Linked DNA regions of Homo sapiens: all the other regions are linked to region 2. A link is a contact called in ENCODE Hi-C or POLR2A ChIA-PET data. All regions are on one chromosome and are shown on one strand. Each heading gives the region's core, a stretch centred on a gene start or an enhancer-like site at or near the end of the contact. The rest is flanking DNA. Distances are from core to core; before and after follow the strand shown. Region 1 holds the start of BCAT2 (branched chain amino acid transaminase 2). Region 2 holds the start of BAX (BCL2 associated X, apoptosis regulator). Region 3 holds the start of MAMSTR (MEF2 activating motif and SAP domain containing transcriptional regulator).

The links. Hi-C counts contacts between places; a loop is a spot of excess contacts on that map. ChIA-PET counts read pairs that join two places held with the same protein, here RNA polymerase II (POLR2A). Pooled maps may share reads with other maps.
Region 1: a loop to region 2 is called in a pooled map, with 5 times the contacts of the local background. The contact joins the promoter of BCAT2 here to the promoter of BAX in region 2. A Hi-C loop is called at or near these places in 5 of 37 single-sample maps with no recorded cell type and 11 of 50 pooled maps. POLR2A ChIA-PET finds 5 or more read pairs at or near these places in 17 of 52 experiments (AG04450, B cell, BJ and 13 more).
Region 3: a map of CD8-positive, alpha-beta T cell shows a loop between it and region 2 (25-fold over the local background). The contact joins the promoter of MAMSTR here to the promoter of BAX in region 2. A Hi-C loop is called at or near these places in 1 of 168 maps with a recorded cell type or tissue (CD8-positive, alpha-beta T cell), 3 of 37 single-sample maps with no recorded cell type and 13 of 50 pooled maps. POLR2A ChIA-PET finds 5 or more read pairs at or near these places in 9 of 52 experiments (A549, B cell, HCT116 and 6 more).

The regions. Positions count from the first base shown.
Region 1 is chr19:48,808,532-48,812,280 of GRCh38, forward strand. BCAT2 (branched chain amino acid transaminase 2) reads right to left here and starts at 2,498. Exons shown (of 11, transcript NM_001190.4): 1 at 2,453-2,498. The coding sequence starts at 2,476. LOC105372432 (a long non-coding RNA gene) reads left to right here. Exons shown (of 3, transcript XR_936017.4): 3 at 1,813-2,306. RefSeq lists enhancers at 2,078-2,147, 2,421-2,715, a silencer at 2,468-2,687 and a cis regulatory region at 3,577-3,749.
Region 2 is chr19:48,952,916-48,956,634 of GRCh38, forward strand. BAX (BCL2 associated X, apoptosis regulator) reads left to right here and starts at 1,960. Exons shown (of 6, transcript NM_138761.4): 1 at 1,960-2,047; 2 at 2,633-2,684; 3 at 2,772-2,918; 4 at 3,283-3,418. The coding sequence starts at 2,014. RefSeq lists enhancers at 1,639-2,207, 2,208-2,775, 2,225-2,434 and a silencer at 1,955-2,104.
Region 3 is chr19:48,717,714-48,720,974 of GRCh38, forward strand. MAMSTR (MEF2 activating motif and SAP domain containing transcriptional regulator) reads right to left here and starts at 2,012. Exons shown (of 10, transcript NM_001130915.2): 1 at 1,966-2,012; 2 at 1,261-1,339. The coding sequence starts at 1,318. RASIP1 (Ras interacting protein 1) reads right to left here. Exons shown (of 12, transcript NM_017805.3): 12 at 2,872-3,261. The coding sequence ends at 3,085. RefSeq lists an enhancer at 2,653-3,261 and a cis regulatory region at 2,795-3,261.

The DNA of each region.
Region 1 (3,749 bases), core at 1,248-3,747, 140 kb before region 2:
GGATAGCTTGAGGCCAGGTGTTCAAGACCAGCCTGGGCAACATAGGGAGACCCTGTCTCTACAGAAAATACAAGTTAGCTGGGTGTGGTGGCGGGCGCCTGTAGTCCCAGCAACTTGGGAAGCTGAGGCAGGAGAATTGCTTAAACCCAGGAGGCGGAGGTTGCAGTGAGCCGAGATGGTGCCACTGCACTCCAGCCTGGGCGACAGAGCAAGACTCTCTGTCTCAATTAAAAAGAAAAAAAACAAAGAAAGAAAGTAGGCAGCTGGCTCAGTAGCTCATGCCTGTAATCACAGCACTTTAGGAGACAGAGGTGGGAGGACTGCATGAGGCCAGGAGTTCAAGATCAGCCTGGGCAATATAGCAAGACCCTGTCTCTACAAACAATTTAAAAATTAGCCAGGTATGGTGGCACACACCTGTAATTCCAGTTACTCAGAAGGCTAAGGTGGGAGGATCACCTTGACCTACTGGTCAAGGCTGTGGTGAGCTACGATCACACTGCTACACTCCAGCATGAGTGATAGAGTGTCTCTCAAAAAAAAAAAAAAAAAAAAAAAAAAAAAAGACCAGCATGGTGGCTCATGCCTGTAATCTGAGGCAGGTGGATCGCTTGAGCCCATCTACTCGGGAGGCTGAGGCACCACAGTCACTTGAACCCATGAGGCGGAGGTTACAGTGAGCCGAGATCGTGCCACGGCACTCCAGCCTGAGCAACAGAGCAAGACTCGGTCAAAAAGAAAAGACGAGACAAAGAAATAAAGTACGTTTGGGGGTTCACAGGGCAGGTCTCTATAATGTGATAGAACCTCCATTATGTCCCATACAGCCCAGGAGTATCACCATCAAAGACCAGGAGTGTCACTGTCAAAGCCCAGCAGTGCCCTCCATACTCCAGGACTGTCCCCATATCACGGCCCCGGAGAGACCCCATCATACCGCAGTCTGCCCTTGTCACAGCCCACACATGACCCCATCACGTCTAGAACTGCCCCCTTTATAGCCCAGGACTCTCCCCCATCACAGACCAGGGCTGTTCTATGATGGCCCAAGATGCTCCACATCACAAGTCCAGATTGTGCCTGTAACTTATCAGAACTGGTCCCCAGCAGAGCCAAGTACTGTCCCAAACAGCTCAGGAATGTCCCCTATCCAAAGCCCAGCACTTTTCCCCATTATAACCAGCATTGTCTCTGCCAAATATCAGGGCTTATTTCCTATTCACCAGGTCTGAAATTAAAAAAAAAAAAAAAATCCCATTGTTGTCTTTTTCAATCCCCAGGACTATCCCTATGTTGCTGTCTAGGCCAGTACCTTCCAGACTGTCCCTACCATGGTCCAGCACTGTCCTCTCCACACCCCGGGACTGTCCCCATCACAGCTGAGGACTCAGCCCAATTATCTCCATTACAGGATATCTCTATCTTCATCAGAGCCTAGGAATGTCCCATCATGAGTTCAGGGCCATTCTATGACACCAGAACTGTGCCATGATGAGACGGTCCACATCAGTCCCAAGTGGACCTGTCAAAGCCCAGTACTGCCCCACCACAGTCCAGGAGTGTCACCACTAAAGCCCAGATTGCCCACATACCCCAGGTATCCCAGGACTATCCCTATCAGTCACTAAGAGCCGAAAAAAGTGAAATTCTGCCCTGACATTCATCAGCTAGGATAAGAGACTCAAATAAAGTCAGGTGTAAAGTTAACAGACAGTTCTCCCAAGGTTACACCGCAGCTGTGAAGGCTTGTAATGACCCCTTTCTTTGGCTGTTTCCTTCCTCACTGAGAAACCTTGTTCTCTGAAATCATAGACTCTGGGAAACGCTGCTGCTGTTTGACATCGCACAGTCAGAAGGGATCGTCTCAGCCAGCCTGCAGCATCTGTCACTTTGACCATGAGACGCTGCCTCGATTTCCAATCCAGGTGCAAAGCTTCAGATAGGAGTTTGGGAAGCACAGCAATCCCCATCTCTTATTTTTTTCAACTTTCATTCCAAGAAAATAGGACCTTGAGTCCAATTCCCAGAGCTGAGACTTGAGGTCCAACTCTGCCTTCACCTGCACCCGGCCCTGGAGGTCTGGGCCCCTTTATTCCAGCTCCCGCACAGGCTGATGCCCCACCGCACCCCAGGGCTCCGCTCCCCAAATCACAACCTCCCCACCCCCACGCCTCCCTCATTACAGGGTCCTCCACCATGTTTCCCTTTTTTTTTTTTTTTTTACCTCCCCGCCAATTACTTGCCCCACCTCATCCGCGTCTACCTGCTCCCCCTCACCCCATTAAAGCCTCGTGCTCCTTTCCAAAGGGCGCCATCCTCCTCCGCGCCCTGCAGCGGAACCCCAGGGCGGGAGGAGCGGCGCCGAGTCGGACCGGCTGCAGGCCAGTGGTCTTCCCGGAAGTGCGCCTCCCCCGGTTATTTCCCAGACCCCGGCGCGGGGCTGCGAACCCACCTGCCCCAGAGCGGCTGCGGCCATGATCCGTGCGGCGCGTAACTGTGCCCGCCCGGGGCGCGGCTCCGAAGAGAGACGTTCCGGCCACGCCCCGCTCACGCCTCCTTCTGGGGGAAGGCGGCCGACCAGCGCCCCAGGCCGTCCCAGCTCCAGGGCGTCGGCAGGGAGCCGGACACTGCTGCGGGGCGCAGGCGCTGGTGGGAGGGCAGGACTTGAAATACGGTCCCTGCCAGGCGAAGTGGCTCAGGTCTGTAATCTTAGCACTTTGGGAGGCCGAAGCGGGCGGATTACCTGAGGTCAGGAGTTAGAGACCAGCCTGGTCCAACATGATGAAACCCCGTCTCTACTAAAAATACAAAAAATTAGCCGGGCGTGGTGGCGGGCGCCTGTAATCTTAGCTACTCGGAAAGCTGAGGCAGGAGAATTGCTTGAATCGGGGAGGCAGAGGTTGCAGTGAGCCGAGATGATGCCACTGCACTCCAGCCTGGGCGACAGAGTGAGACTCCGTCTCAAAAAAAAAAAAAAAAAAAAGTCCTGGCTTGGTGGCTCACACCTGTAATCCCAGCACTTTGGGGGCCAAGGCGGGTGGATCACCTGAGGCCAGGAGTTCAAGACCAGCCTGGCCGACATGGGGAAACCCCGTCTCTACTAAAAATACAAAAATTAAGGCCAGGCACGGTGGCTTACGCCTGTAATCCCAGCACTTTGGGAGGCCGAGGTGGGCGGATCACAAGGTCAGGAGTTCAAGACCCGCCTGACCAACATGGTGAAACCCCGTCTCTACTAAAGATACAAAAATTAGCCGGGTGTGGTGGTGTGCGCCTGTAATCCCAGCTACTAGGGAGGCTGAGGCAGGAGAATCATTTGAACCCTGGAGGCGGACGTTGCGGTGAGCCGAGATCGCGCCACTGCATTTCCAGCCTGGGTGACAGGGTGAGACTCCGTCTCAAAATAAATAAATAAATAAAAATAAATACATAAAAATACAAAAATTAGTCGAGCGTGGTGCCGGGGGCCTGTAATCCCAGCTATTCGGGAGGCTGAGGCAGGAGAATCGCTTGAACCCGGGAGGCGGAGGTTGCAGTGAGCCGACATTGCACCACAGCACTCCAGCCTGGGCGACAGAGTGAGACTCCGTCTCAAATTAAAAAAAAAAAAAAAAAATCGTATCCCTCGGCCATCGTGTCTCGGCAATCCTACCCTGGGACACTCTGTCTCCAAATTCTACCCCCACAGTGCCCCCAAGTCCTGTCCCCGGGTCACTATCCTGCCACCCCTAACAGCCACAGGCCCAAAC
Region 2 (3,719 bases), core at 710-3,209:
CATTTACAGCTGTGAGAAGCATTACACATCCTGGGTGCTATGCGAGCTTTTTTTTTTTTTTTTTTTTTTTTTGAGTTGGAGTTTCCCTCTTGTTACTGAGGCTGGAGTGCAAGGTCACGATCTCAGCTCACTGCAACCTCTGCCTCCAGATTCAAACGATTCCCCTGCCTCAGCTCCCGAGTAGCTGGGACTACAGGTGCCTGCCACCACACCTGGCTAATTTAGAATTTTTAGTAGGGATAGGGTTTCACCGTGTTGGCCAGGCTGGTCTCAAACTCCTGACCTCAGGTGATCTACCCATCTCGGCCTCCCAAAGTGCTGGGATTACAGAAGTGAGCCACTGAGCCCAACCAGGAGCTTTTTCGAGAAAGAAGGAAGTCCAAGAGATCTTCCTGACACCCTAGTCTGACTCTGCCCTTTGCCTGCTCAAAATTTCCCCATGCTTCCCAGCGGCCTTCTGGACATAGATCAAGTCCCTTCTCTGACAGGCCCAAACCCTTTATCATCTGATCCTAGCTCATTTTTCTGAGTTTTCCTTAGTTGCTATTATTTTCTGTCTAAAGTGACATGTCATAATATTCATAAAGCACACAAGTCTTATGTGTACAGCTCAATGAATTGTAAATATGTGTATACCCGGCCGGGCACAGTGGCTCACGCCTGTAATCCCAGCACTTTGGGAGGCCGAGGCAGGTGGATCACTTGAGGTCAGGAGCTTGAGACCAGCCTGACCAACATAGTGAAACCCCATCTTTACTAAAAATACAAAATTAGCTGGGCGTGGTGTCGCATGCCTGCAATTCCAGCTACTTGGGAGGCTGAGGCAGGAGAATTGCTTGAACCCGGAGGCAGAGGTTGCAGTAAGCCGAGATCGTGCCATTGCACTCCATCCTGGGCAACAAGAGCAAAACTCCGTCTCAAAATAATAATAATAATAATAATAATAATAATAATAATAATGTGTATACCCATGTAAACACCATTCAGATAAAAATATGGCATATTTGGGGCACCCGGGGAGTGTCTCTTGTGGCCCCTCCCCTCCATACCCTGCTGATCTATCAGCACAGATTAGTTTCTGCCACTTTTTAAACTTCATATTCCTTTTCTTTTTACACAAACACAAACATTCGAGTCATGACTGGGTGGGGTGGCTCAAGCCTGTAATCTCAGCACTTTGGGAGGCCAAGGTGCGAGGATCGCTTGAGTCTGGGAGTTCAGAGACCAGCCTGGGCAACATAGAGAGACCTCATCTCCACATAAAAAGTTTTAAAAATTAACCAGGGGCGGTGTAGTCCCAGCTACTCAGGAGGCTGAGGTGGGAGGCTTCAGCCCGGGAATTCCAGACTGCAGTGAGCCATGATTGGGCCACTGCACTCCAGCCTGGGCAACACAGTGAGACCCTGTCTCAAAAAAAAAAAAAAAAAAAACAGGAAAAAACAAACAAACAGAAAAGCAGGCCTGGCGCGGTAGCTCATGCCTGTAATCCCAGCGCTTTGGAAGGCTGAGACGGGGTTATCTCTTGGGCTCACAAGTTAGAGACAAGCCTGGGCGTGGGCTATATTGCTAGATCCAGGTCTCTGCAAAAAACAAAACCACTCAGTTTTTAGTCATCTATAACGTCCTGCCTGGAAGCATGCTATTTTGGGCCTCTGAGCTTTTGCACTTGCTAATTCCTTCTGCGCTGGGGAGAGCTCAAACCCTGCCCGAAACTTCTAAAAATGGTGCCTGGATAAATGAAGGCATTAGAGCTGCGATTGGACGGACGGCTGTTGGACGGCGCCACTGCTGGCACTTATCGGGAGATGCTCATTGGACAGTCACGTGACGGGACCAAACCTCCCGAGGGAGCGAGGCAGGTGCGGTCACGTGACCCGGCGGCGCTGCGGGGCAGCGGCCATTTTGCGGGGCGGCCACGTGAAGGACGCACGTTCAGCGGGGCTCTCACGTGACCCGGGCGCGCTGCGGCCGCCCGCGCGGACCCGGCGAGAGGCGGCGGCGGGAGCGGCGGTGATGGACGGGTCCGGGGAGCAGCCCAGAGGCGGGGGTGAGGCGGGAGGCAGACGGGCGGGAGGAGGGCGAGCCCCCTCGCCGGCCCGTCCGGGATCCTTCCTACCGGCCTGGGGCTGTGCGATCTCCAAGCACTGAGGGGCAGAAACTCCCGGATCGGGCGCTGCCAGCCTCCAGTCCCCTCCGTCCTCGGAGGTTCCTGGCTCTCTGATCCCCGTGTCCCGATCCCTGCCTCTCTGGCGCTCTCGGACCCTCGAGAACCAGGGGATCTCGGAAGCCAAGCCCCCGGGCAGGCCCGGGCTTGTCGCCCGCACCACTTCCTGCCTCTGGCACTGGTGGGAGGGGCGGGTCTCGCCTCTGCCCCCTCAGGCCAGGGGTCTGGATGCATATAGCGTTCCCCTAGCCTCTTTCCCCGGGGAGAATGTAGGATACAGGCCCAGCCTCCTGGCCTTTCTCCATCAGGGACTCAGTTGTCTGGGCCCCCCCGTCACTTTATCTGCTAGGGTCCCAGAAGTCCAGGGTCCCCAGCTCTGTCCTCCCTCAGGGGCCGTGAGTCTCCACAGTCTCCTGATCCCCTAGAACCCAAGAGTCCAGGTACCTCTTCCCTTCCTTTCTCCTCTAGGGCCCACCAGCTCTGAGCAGATCATGAAGACAGGGGCCCTTTTGCTTCAGGGGTGAGTTTGAGGTCTGATTATTGTGGCACAGATTTGAGGAGTGACACCCCGTTCTGATTCTGCACCCTCACTCCATCCCCACTCTAGTTTCATCCAGGATCGAGCAGGGCGAATGGGGGGGGAGGCACCCGAGCTGGCCCTGGACCCGGTGCCTCAGGATGCGTCCACCAAGAAGCTGAGCGAGTGTCTCAAGCGCATCGGGGACGAACTGGACAGTAACATGGAGCTGCAGAGGTGTGGGCCCCTGAGGACCCAGAAGTCCAGCCACTGGGCTCCTTCAGGACACAGGACTCTCAGCCCCGCATTCTCCTCCTCCCCTAAGAACTAGGAGTCTGGGCCCCACAACTCAGCGCAAACATTCCGGACTCCCAGCCCTCCTCTCTGCCAGGATCTTAAAACCCTCCTTCAGGGAGTCATTTTTCCCACCTTCCTAAATGTCTGTCTTGTCCCCTTCCCTTGTCCCCCGTTGGCCTGTTGCTTTTCATTTCAGCCTGGCTTGGGGCTCAGTCTCCTTATCTTTAGTGTGCGGTGGATGCGGGAATTTTCCACCATCAGCCTGATGCCTGCTCCCCGGCACTGGTTCTCCTCTCTCCTGCAGGATGATTGCCGCCGTGGACACAGACTCCCCCCGAGAGGTCTTTTTCCGAGTGGCAGCTGACATGTTTTCTGACGGCAACTTCAACTGGGGCCGGGTTGTCGCCCTTTTCTACTTTGCCAGCAAACTGGTGCTCAAGGTGGGCAGCTGCAGGGCAGTGAGCCCAGGGATGCTCCCCCTCAGATCTGTGAGGACCTGGGGATCGTGGTATCAACCCCCTGCAGTGGCCCAGTGACCACAGAGGGCATGGAGAGAGATGGCTGTGCACTGGGTGTCTGCTCCTTCTTTTATTCATTCAACAAGCATTTACTGGACCTGCTATGTGCCAGGCCTATACCTGGCACCTGGGACACAGCACTGTACAAAGCAGGCTACATCCCTGCTCTCAGGGAGTTCACGTGCAGGGGTGAAGTAAAGTGGGCAGTGTGATTTAGCAGAGT
Region 3 (3,261 bases), core at 762-3,261, 240 kb before region 2:
TTATTTTTTGAGACAGAGTATCGCTCTGTCACCCAGGCTGGAGTGCAGTGGTGCGATCTCAGCTCACTGCAACCTCCACCTCCCGGGTGCAAGCAATTCTCCTGCCTCAGCCTCCCCAGTAGCTGGGACTAGAGGTGCACGCCGCCACACCCGGCTAATTTTCTGTATTTTAGTAGAGATGGGGTTTCACCGTGTTGCCCAGGCTGGTCTCGAACTCCTGAGCTCAGGCAATCCGCCCGCCTTGGCCTCCCAAAGTGCTAGGACTACAGGCATCAGCCACCTTGCCCGGCGTCATTTTTTTGTATTTTTAGTAGAGACATGGTTTCGCCATGTTGGCCAGGCTGGTCTTGAACTCCTGACCTCAGGTGATCCACCTGCCTTGGCCTCCCAAAGTGCTGGGATTACAGGTAAGAGCCACCGCGCCCCACCTGGATGAATGTTCACTTTCTTATGTGCACAGTCAGGGTTTGTCCCCCAATTTGGGAGCAAGGATCTCTCTGCACATTTCTGCTTTTCTCTGGACATATGCGCCTTTTTGTATACTCCTTGCTCTTTGATTGCTGGTGTCTTTGTACCCATCCAACCACATAGGCACGCTCACGTGCACACTCAAGTACCCTTTGCCTTCTCAGGAACTGATCTGTAGTTCGAAACACTTGCACACTTCTTTTTTTTTTTTTTTTTTTTTTTTGAGATGGAGTTTCGCTCTTGTTGCCCAGGCTGGAGTGCAATGGCGTGATCTCGGCTCACCGCAACCTCCTCCTCCCGGGTTCAAGCGATTCTCCCGCCTCAACCTCCCAAGTAGCTGGGATTACAGGCATGCGCCACCACACCCGGCTATACTTGCAGACTTTTTGCCTGCCCTGGGACCTAAAACAAGACCTTTGACACTTTCACAGCTTGACAGCTCATTGTCCCCTCACCCAAACTCCCACACTGGTCCTCTGAGGTCCCTCCTCTGCTCTTCTGCCCCTGCGTGTGCGCCAGTATAAGCCTTTGTTTCTCTTCAGTGCTTGAGCCCTCTGCACGCCTACCCCTGGCCTCCAATCCCCATTGCTCCCCCCGTGAGCATGCTACTAGCCATTTGCACACTCGTTGATCCACCACAGCCGGACCCCTGTGCTTGGGCCTCCTTTATGCAACATGACCTTTTGCACAAAAAACACAGGCCTCATGGGACCTACCACCCCTCCCTTCCCACCCCAGAGTACAGCATTCTCAGGATCCCATCCCCCACGCATAAAGAGAGCCCTCTCTCACCAGATCGGAACTTGGAGCGAATGATTTGGGAACGCTGGGAGGAAGCCGCCAGGGTCATTGCCAAGGCCGGGATGGGGACCTGGACGGAGAGGGGGCAGGGCAGGGGCCCCATAGAGGGCTGGCTCAGAGTGGAGGTCAGGAGGCCGCCCCTGAGAGTGAATTCAGCAGGGAAAGGGCCCGAAGGAGGTGGGAATAGGAGCAGCCTTGGGCCATAACTTCCGGATCCCAGGGGCTGTAGAGGAGGGGGCTGCACACCCGGACACCTTGCTCCGAGGAAGGAGGAAGCTGGGGACCCAGACACCTGGTCTGAAAGACAGGGCTGAGGGTCTCAACCCTGGGATCCTGGGAGGGGAGGGACCTGGAATCTGGGACTCCTGGGTCCTGAGGAGGAAGGGTTGCGGGTTGGGACCCCTGTGTCTAGGAAAGGGAGGAAGCAGAGGGGCCTGGAGTCTGGAATCTTGAAGGAGAAGGAGGTTAAGGGCTGGAACTCAATACTCTTAGGAGATGAGAATCCAAGATCCTGGGTGGAGAGGGGAACGGGGCCCTGACAGGTTTCTGAGGAATAGAAGGGCCCCTGTGACCTGCATCTGAGAAGGAGTGAGTAGGGTGTCAGCCACCAGGTTCTCTGGGGAAGGGACTGGGACCAGAGAGGGGATAGAACCGTTGAGGAGTGCGCCCCCCCCGTCCACCCCAGGGGCTTCTCACCAGGTGGGCTCGGCGAAGCTGTGCTCTGGGGCGGGTTGAGTCTAGAGGCCGAGGCTGGACACCACAGGCTCCGCCCCACCAGCCTGGGACCGCCTCCAACCCACCTTCCTGGGGTGTGACGGGAGCCCCGCCGGGGACCCTGAGAAGGGGTGGGAGCACCCGCTGGGAGGGCCTGTGCGGGCCTTGGGGGATGCTGGGGGGTGAGAGCGGGGACGTCAGGGTTCCCCGGCTCGCTCCTCCTGCACGTCCTGGGGTTGTGGGGTCGGGGGGAACGGTGGCAGGCGGACTGACAGAAGCAGGTGCCCGGAGAGGGGCGCCGGGTGAGCAGCAGCGGCAGGTGGTCGTGTCCTGGCCCTACCGGCAGGTGCCACCTGTCGCCTACTTTTTCCCTGACGCAGCAACTGGAGTCAAGTTCAGGGGAGTGAAAAGTTCAAACGGGGGGCCCAGATTCCTGGATCCAAGAAAGGAGAGGGATGGGGACCTGGAGTCCTGGGTTTAAAGAAAAAGAGGCAGGGGCCTCTGGGGTGTTGGGAACAGGGACAGAGGTGTTCGGATTCGGCGGTGTGCCCGGCAGGCAGAAAGGTCCAGAGGGGGCTGGGGACTTAGATTCCTGGGTCTGAGGGAGGAGGGGGCTGGAGTATGGATTTGGGGGGGTGTCGAAGGGAGAATCGCTGGTTCCCACTGGCAGGACTGAGGGCCTTATAATCGGCAGAGCAAGCTTAGGGCCGTGTTCTGAGGGGTGTGGGAGGCTCCTCTGCTCTTGGGTTGGATTACATGCAAAAGGGCGAGCCAAGGCCGTGGCTATAAATACCTCCTCAGACTCGGCAGGGGCCCAGACAAGGGCCCTGCAACCTTGTTCTGCAGAAAATCATCATTAGCGCCCCTGAGTCTTAACAATCGAGGCGCTGCCGATACCACGGATACCTTTATTGCTCCCTGGCATTCACATCCTAAGCCCATGCTCCCACCGTCCCATCCGCTACTTCCCGAAAACTCAATCTCCCAACATTCCACGCGGGATAAGAACTACAACTCCCAGAAAGCTTTGCGCTCAGGCGGGCTCCTGTCCGTAGAAGCCCGTGACATTTCAAGGTTCGCGCGCTCGTTTGGTATTGGTTCTCAAGGAGACGTGGCCACGGGAGGCCCATGGCGATAATTGGCTGGCAGCTCCTGCTGCTCAAGATCCCAGAGGAGGCGGCGGAGCCTACGGAGTTCACGGTGCAAGGCATCGTCCGTCACTGGACCAGTGAGGCGCAGGCGCGAGCTCCCCAGGGGGAGGATGAGGGGCGGGTGCGA